2 separate regions of the Mus musculus genome follow, and region 2 is linked to region 1. A link is a contact called in ENCODE Hi-C or POLR2A ChIA-PET data. All regions are on one chromosome and are shown on one strand. Each heading gives the region's core, a stretch centred on a gene start or an enhancer-like site at or near the end of the contact. The rest is flanking DNA. Distances are from core to core; before and after follow the strand shown. Region 1 holds the start of Fbrs (fibrosin). Region 2 holds the start of Srcap (Snf2-related CREBBP activator protein).

Region 1 (4,032 bases), core at 1,049-3,548:
GGAGCTCCAACTATTTGTCCATCCGTCCTTTAGGTAGGGGAGAAATCTCTGAATCAATTGTATTTTTTTTCTCTATATTTCTATAAAGTTTTCAATATATGTTTCTGACTCCTTTGTGCCTCCAGCAGAGTTTGAAATCAATTAATTAAATGAGCTGATGTTTTTATGTTGGTCACCAAAGGACTAGAAAACAGGAGATAGTAGCAGAGAAAAAAAGGGTTGCAAAAAAAAAAGAAAAAATGCAGTGGTCACTGGAAATTGCCCACCCCACTCTCATCCACTGGCAGGGCTGGGGGATCAAACCTAGAATCTTGTATATACTACCTCTGAGCTCCATCCCCAGTCCAGAGATGACACTTGAGAGCTGCTTTATGTGGTGCTATGTATACCATGGATACACAACTCTTACATCATAGAATGAAAAGGCCTTGGAACAGGTTAAGGCCTTGAAGATGTTATTTACTCCTCCCAAATGCTGCCATCGCCAACTTAGGACAATCTATCATAGAGAGTCGACCGGCACAAAGTCTGTTAGGGAATTTATCACTATTTTATATCGACAAGAAAACAAGGGTTGTCAAGGAAATGTCCACATTAAAAGAACAGCCAGGGCCAGTGAGATGGCTCCACTGAAAAAGCGCTTGGTACATACATAAGCTTAGTAACCAGAGTTTGATCCCCAAAACCCATGAACATGTTGAAGACTCTACAAAGTTGTCCTCTCGTCTCAACATACATCTAATGGCACTCGCACCCTCACATACATCATGCCCACACACTAATGATACATTAAACAATCAGATCAGAGTGGTACAACCTAAGTGCTGCAGTTGGTGGCACAGTGGCCAGGACCTTCACTCTGGAGCTAGAATCCTGGCAGTTTGTATACAGATACCTTTGGTAAAATGGATCGGAGAGCAAATATTTACCTCGGAACTCATTACCAAGTGAATTAATGTGAGAGAGTACTTCGCACTGGAGTGCAAAGTGTTTATTATTGTTGAGCACAGGAAGGGACGGCCACTGGGAGCTTGGTCTCCGCCCCACCTCTGACTCTCGCGGATCGTGCTTGGGTTTTCTGAGACGCCACGGTAGACAGATCCGCCCAAAGACGGGCAGAAGGCATTAGCGCCATGCGCTTGCGCGAAATACCAACAGGCAAAAAGGCAGCCACTACACACCAGAAAAGCGCACCTAGGACAGCCTAACGCCTACCAGTGGCCTGCTGCCTACCACTCCAGGCACCACCTCCCAGTGCCTCGCACTGTCTCTCAGTAGATGGCCAATAAACAGAGAGCAGGAAGAGGCGGGTGGCCTAAGGAACTGCTCCAAACACCTACTTCGGACCAGTCCAGTCACAAGACCTGGGGAGGGCGGGGCTAACCTGACAACCCAATCCCACATTTGAAGGCTGTTACGTCCGGCACTCCGGCGACTTTGACTCCGCCCTTTGCATTGACGTTTACTTGCCAACCTATAAACGACTGAGCCTCGGAGGGAGGGGGAAGGAGGCGGAGAGAGGAAGGAGGCGTTGGCTGAGGAGGAAGAGGGAGGAGGGGCAGGGAAGTTCTGGTGGAGAAGAGCCGTAGACGCCGAAGAAGACAACAGGAGGATACGGCGGAGTTCCTCACTGTCCAGTGGCCTTTCCGGATCCTTCTAGCTACAAGCCGGTTAGGAACGGAGGAAAGGAGGAAGAGTCTTTTATGTCGGAGGACAGAGAGAGAAGCTCTATCCGTCACCGTTGCCTCACATCCGGGACTTTGGACGGCAGGCTCCGCCCCCTTGCACCTTTCAAGGCTACGGGAGGCGGAGACCTCGTTAAATCTCCTTAAAGGGGTGGGTACCGAACTCGGCCGACTCCAACGCCAGTCTTAAAGGGGACAGCAGAAGCTGACAAACAACTCCTGCTGGAAGAATTGGGGCAAGTGGAGTTTTCCTACCTCCTGCCCCACGCAAGAAGTTCATTAAATTCATCTTAAAGGGGAAGTGACAGCCTGTGAAGGGCTAGAAACTTAGCTACGCTCTCTAAAAAGGGACGACTCGCTGTTTGAAGGCCTCTGGACTCTTTAAAGGGGTGGCCTCTTTCAGCCGGAGGACTTGAGACACTTTTAAAGGGGAAGTCGTGCTTTCCGCCCCTTTTAAAGGGGTGGTCCTTCCTCTTCCTCTGGGAGACTTGCCTCGACCCCTGGCACGGGGCCGCCACCGCACTAGACCAGCCGGACACGGTGGAGTCGTCTTAAAGGGGCCGGGGGCTGGACAATTTGAGGCCTCGCCTTAAAGGGACGGCCGCCCAGTTTTAGTCGTCGCGGCCCCGCCAGCCCTACAGGGGGGGCCTTCAGGCTTGTCGCCCCGGGGGCGGCGCCGGCTCTCTGGGCCTTGGCCTTGGGGCAAGCCAGAGGCCAGCGGATCCTGTTTTAAAGAGGAAGCCGGAGCTCTCCCGTCCCTGTGCAAGCGCCAGCGCCGCGCTCGCGACCCGGGGCCTGTGGACAGGCCGCTTCGGGCCCCGCCGCCTCCGGATGCGGCGCTGAGGGCCGTCACCATGGAGACGGCCGCGGCCCCAGGCCCGGGCTGGGCAGCTGAAGGGGAGCGGCGACGGAGACGCTGCTCGCGGCGAGACCGTGATCGGGAGCAGCGGCGCCGCCGAGGTCCAGGCGGTGACGCGCCCCGGGCCTTGTTGGCCGCCCCGCGAGGCTCTTCATCCTCCTCGTCACCGCCGCCGCCCGCCCGTCCCTGGTCGTCAGCTTCATCTGGAGAGCGGCCTGGGGGCCTACGACGGCGGCGGCCCCGACCCAGGCCTCGACCCCCGAGACCGCGAGCTCGGAAGCGGCCTGCCGGTTCGGGCAGCCGCGGAGAGGAAGAGGACGAGGAGGAAGAGGGGGGCGCAGACGACGGAGAAGCCGAGGAGGAGCCTGAGGAGGAGGAAGAGGAGGAAGACCTGATCGATGGTTTTGCCATCGCTAGCTTTGCCAGCCTTGAGGCCTTGCAGGTGTGCCCTAATGGGATTTGGGGGTCTTTGGGAGGTGGGTCAGAAGGGCAGAGAGAAGGGTATAGCCCTTACAGAGGATGGGGTTGAGGGGGCAGTGGTGACACCCCAAACCAGAGCAACCGGCTCCTCTTGCCGGGTTTCTGCCCCACCCTGGGGTGGGAGGAGGTAGAGCTAGTGTCTGGGGACTACCTAGGTTCCCCTGCTTGAGAGGCACTTGAGTAACTTGGTCACCCTTAGAGAGTTAAGGAGCTTTTCTTTCTCCAACCACATTTCCACCACCTCTTCTACAGAAGGATGCATCTCTTCAGCCCCCAGAACGACTGGAACATCGGCTGAAGCATTCTGGGAAACGGAAGAGGGGGGGCTCCAGTGGGGCCACTGGGGAACCAGGGGACAGCTCAGACCGTGAGCCTGGCCGACCCTCTGGGGATAGGCCCCGTAAATGGCCCAATAAGCGAAGAAGGAAAGAGGTGAGCATGTCCCAGATTCCAGTCCTTCCAATTTGTTCAGTCGGAATATATCATTCCTGTAGACTGACTTCCCACGAGCATCACAACTGCCGATCCCAGCAGTAATCCTAGTGTCTAGGAGCACAGGGGAAGGCAGAACAAATTGGACAGCAGCCCCATCTCCAATCCAGGTCTGAAGGACCTAACTAGAGTCAAACTCACTTGCTTTTGCTTGTGCTATGTATACTACTAACAAGCTGATAATTCAAGAGATACATCAAAGACAGCTGAATTATAAATAAGAGATGTCCTGTCCTTTCCTCTAGCTGGTGGCAGCCTAAGGGGAAAGAAACAGCCAAAAAGCAAGCACCTAGACTAGCTTGAGCAGCTGTGTAAGGCAGTGATCTGGGAGAGATCTAGGCAAAGTGCTACAGAAACCCACATGAGGAAGCCACTCATTCTGTCTGGGGGATGGGCAGAGGGTTGCGGTTAGGGAAAGCCCCCTAGAACGTCTTGGGCCCCAGTGTAGTCAGAAGTTTGCTGAGGAAAGAAGTGAGGAAAAGTTGTTTTGAATACAGTTTTAAGATTTGAGAACCT
Region 2 (4,032 bases), core at 396-2,895, 33 kb after region 1:
CTATGGTATCATTTAGATATAGGGGACTCAACACTGATTACTTCTGGGTAGAATTCTCTAGGCAGGGTACTGGGAACATTTAGGAATTTTTTTTTTTTTTGCAGATAATCCTTTTACTGATAATTCATACTACATTTATTTTTACAAAAGCAAATATTTATTACCTCTGTAATTTTAGAATTTATTTTTATAAGTGTTTGCCTGAATGTATGTCTATGTATTAGAAGGTTTCAATTCCCTTAAGACTAAAGTTAGAAACTGTTAAAAGCTTCCATGTGGGTGCTGAGAATCAAACCCTGTGTTCTCTAGAAGAGCAGCCAGTGCTCTTAACCACTTAAAACATCTCTCCAGCTCTGCCTCTGTAAATTATTTAAACACACACACACACCTTTAAAGTACTAAAGTGAAAAAAAGCAACACATAGTTACTATAAGATTATATGCATATCCTTTTTTTTAGACAGGATAATCTTGAACTTTAGAATATTAGTGTGTGTGTGCTCTGTGTGGTTGTTTGTATTGACTTATGCAACAGCACAGGTTGGCCTCAACCAGTAAATTGGGATTGTGCATTTATGCTACCATACCTAGCTGTAAAGAATCTTTCTTCCAGTCTCTATTCAACTTCCATTTCCCCTCAATAGCTTCTCCTCTGTCCATCGCTGATTTATTTTTATCCTGTTTTCTTAATTATTAGTTATGTTTTGGGGCAGGGTCTTGTTATGTAACCAATGGCTCAAAATCTTCCTTGGAACCGTTGTAGATAATAAATGCATCCTTAAAATCGGAAGGGAGTATCAGATTCTCTAAGAGATTTTTTCCCCCCTAGACACAGGAATTTTTCTCTGTAGCTTTGGTTGTCCTAGAGCTAGCTTCATAGACCAGGATGGCTCTGAAGTCAGAGATTCGTCAGCCTCTATTGGGATTAAAAGCCATGAGCCACCACCACCCAGCCTTTTTTTCCTTAAGGATTTTTATTTGACTTGAATGGGAGTTTTACTTGCGTGTATGTCTGTGCACCGTGTTTGTGTATTGCTCTCTGAGGCCAGAAGAGGGTGTCGGATTCCTTGGAACTGGAATAACTGTTAGGAGCTTCTTTAGTGTGGAGATAGAATGTCCTCTCAAAGTGGAAGCAGCCAATATTCTTAATCACTGAGCTATGTTCTCAACCTCTCAAAATAGTTCTTAAATGTAAAAGACTGCAAACCTATGGTACTTGTATTTGAGAGTTCTTGGGAAAACCGGTGTTACAAAGTCAACCGCAGCTGGTAGTGGTGGTGCATACGTTCATTCCAGGCAGACGCAGGAGCAACTTTGTAAGTTTAAGGTTAGCTTGATCTACATAGCGAGTCCATGTCAGCCAAGGCTACATTGTTAGACCTCACCTTTCAAAAACAAAAAGTAACTGCTGTAGGAATCAGTAGGTCTAAGCTCTTCTACTCATTTGTTTCATTTCACTGGGTGATATGTAAGAACAAAAACTCCGAAATCCAAAGGGTGGTCCCAGTGGGCAGCTGCAATGCAGCACGAGTTTCAGACCTATTGAAGCGTGCTGGGCCAGCATGGAGCCTCGGAGCGAACTACAACTCCCACCTTGCTTTGCGCCGCACAGTCCTACGCTAGCACGCGAGCCTACCCGCCCCTTCAGCCTCCAGTTACTGTGTATCGCGAGAAGACGGGCCGCTCTGGCGGTAGCGATAACGAGCCTTGGTGGTGGTGGTAGTGGTGGTGCTAGTGGCGGTGGCGGCCGAGACGGCGGCGGCCATTTTGGTGAGGCCTCGGGAGCAGCGGAGGCGGCGGCGGGGTCGCTGGGAGTAGCGTCTCCTTTTTCTTCAACTCACCAAGCACCTCTTCGCGGCGTGACTGGAAGCGGTGGGAGCATCGGGGTGGCTCGTGTTACGGCCCTTAGGGGAATTTAAAGTGGTGAAGGCGGCGACCAAGAGGGGGCCCTCCCCCCTCCTCGGCGGGAGGGGGGGTGGTGAGCACGCCCCCGAGGACGCAGGTAAGGAGAGGGAGACAAGATGGCGGAGGCCCCACACTTTCCCCTCCCCTGACGGGTGCCTGCGCGCGCATCTGCGAGCGCCGCTTCCCACCTTCCCGGGGTGCTGCGCGCGCACCGCCCGGCGGGGCCCCGGGGCTGGCGAGCGAGGTTGCCTGCGCGCGCTCCCGGAGCCGGGGGTGGGGGGGAGGGCGTCGGGCCGAGCGGCACCTGGTGTCAGAGCGGCGCCTCGCCCCCCTCCTGCCCTTCTGCGCACGCGTGCGCGAACGAGCAGCCCTCGAGAGGACGGACCCAGGTGCGCTTCTGCCCGCCCACCAACCTGCCTCCCCTCGGGGGCGCGGACGAGGGAAAGGGGTGCACGGGACGAGTAGTCCGGGCGCGCGCCCACCATAAGCCATTTAGGAGCCCGAGACTTGGCGCACGAACCCTTCCTTCCCGAGCTCTTTGCGGTCTGTGGATGTGGGGGCGCCGACGGACGCGGACATCTGAGTCCTGTGACCCGGTCTATGGGATCGGGTTCTGGCGGGAATCCCCCCCTCCTCCCCTCCCCAATCTGGCCGTGCGCGCCGCCGGCTCACCCCGCCTCCGGGCCGCGCACGCGCCGGCGCCTCCCCCAGCCGGTCGAGCACGTTGGGTGGGGTGGGCGACCGCGAGGGGGCGGGGCCGCCGTCTGAGGAGTCAAAACTTGGCAGAGGTCAAGGGTCATGCTGGGTCAGTCCACTGCGGGGGGGGTGGGGGGGTATTGGGAGGTCATAAAGAAGGCTGGAGTCCATAGTTGGGGCCTCATGGTTTTGGATTACCTCCAATCCTTGGAATTTCTGAAGGGTGAATCAAGGCAGCACAACACCTAGATAAGGAATTAACTAGGCAAATGCTTCCGGATCTTGAATACTTTATTAACCCTGCTTGTTTCCGGCTGTTAGGGCTCCTTGGCGCCTTCCTCACTTAAGTCTGCTTATAAAGCTCTTTCTTGCCGGGCGGTTGGTGGCGCACGCCTTTAGTCCCAGCACTTGGGAGGCAGAGGCAGGCAGATTTCTGAGTTTGAGGACAGCCTGGTCTACAAAGTGAGTTCCAGGACAGCCAGGGCTACACAGAGAAACCCTGTCTCCAAAAACGAAAAGCGTTTTCTTTAAAGTTCTTTGGCCGTTCCACCTCGCTCTTTCTGTATTCAAATAGCCCTCCTTTACTTTATAACTATTTGCTTTTTGTTTTGGGGAACTCCGCCCTCATTTCTGTTAAGTCCTCATTGAAAAGACAAGGAAGCTGTCAGGCATCCAGGAGGCGTTGTTAACTTCTAGATGAGAAGTTTCTGTCCTTCAGTTGTCTGTCAGAGCTTTAAGTACTTTTAGCTTTTAAAACGTTTTGTTGTCTTCTTCTCTGCTCTTACCCAGCCAGAATGTACAACCCTGTGAGATTCTCCGTACAAAACACTTTGTGCTTTGTTGCCACAACATGTATATACACCACATCCATGCTTGGTGTCCAGACAGGCCAGAAGAATAATCTGGGCCACTGGAGCTGGAGCTATTGTGAGCTGCTATATAGGTGCTTGGGACAAAACCCAGGACCTCTGCAGGAGCAATGAATACTCTTAAATCCCTGAAGCATTTCTCCACCCCCACCCCCAAGGCTGAGCCTTGCCCAATTTACTACAGCCTTGCCTAGTTTACTGTATGACTTTCTGAAGCATGAGCTTTCCCTGTTACTGTTCTGTGAAGTGACTTCGGATGTATTTTAAAGTCCAATAAAGCTGGTGTACGTAACCTTAGATGAGTATGGATTGACACATGTGGGTCGTGTCCTCACTGCTGCTGCTTCTCCTGTTTTAGGTGTGATTTCCTTCAGTACAGCACGGCACCGTGGAAGTGCAGACTCTCACAGGGGGTGTGGTCTCTGCTCACACAGGTGAGCTCACCTTCAGATAAAATTTTGTGTGCTGATGTTAATGGGAGAAACTGTATGACATGATGAGAGAATAGGTTGTGAATGATTACTGCATGTGTTTTCTATGTAGGGTTTGGTGATAGTACAACC

Evidence for each region. A loop is a pair of places that touch in the nucleus more often than their neighbours do. ChIA-PET counts read pairs that join two places held with the same protein, here RNA polymerase II (POLR2A).
Region 2: a map of heart shows a loop between it and region 1 (14-fold over the local background). The contact joins the promoter of Srcap here to the promoter of Fbrs in region 1. A Hi-C loop is called at or near these places in 8 of 37 maps with a recorded cell type or tissue (gastrocnemius, heart and left cerebral cortex). POLR2A ChIA-PET finds 5 or more read pairs at or near these places in 4 of 5 experiments (Patski and embryonic stem cell).

Annotation. Positions count from the first base shown.
Region 1 is chr7:127,476,660-127,480,691 of GRCm38, forward strand. It overlaps Fbrs (fibrosin), which reads left to right and starts at 2,299. Exons shown (of 18, transcript NM_010183.2): 1 at 2,299-2,986; 2 at 3,277-3,456. The coding sequence starts at 2,540. Prr14 (proline rich 14) reads left to right here. Exons shown (of 11, transcript NM_145589.2): 11 at 1-99. The coding sequence ends at 1.
Region 2 is chr7:127,510,338-127,514,369 of GRCm38, forward strand. It overlaps Srcap (Snf2-related CREBBP activator protein), which reads left to right and starts at 1,646. Exons shown (of 34, transcript NM_001304266.1): 1 at 1,646-2,001; 2 at 3,828-3,903. It overlaps 1700008J07Rik (RIKEN cDNA 1700008J07 gene), which reads right to left and starts at 2,532. Exons shown (of 1, transcript NR_024331.1): 1 at 101-2,532.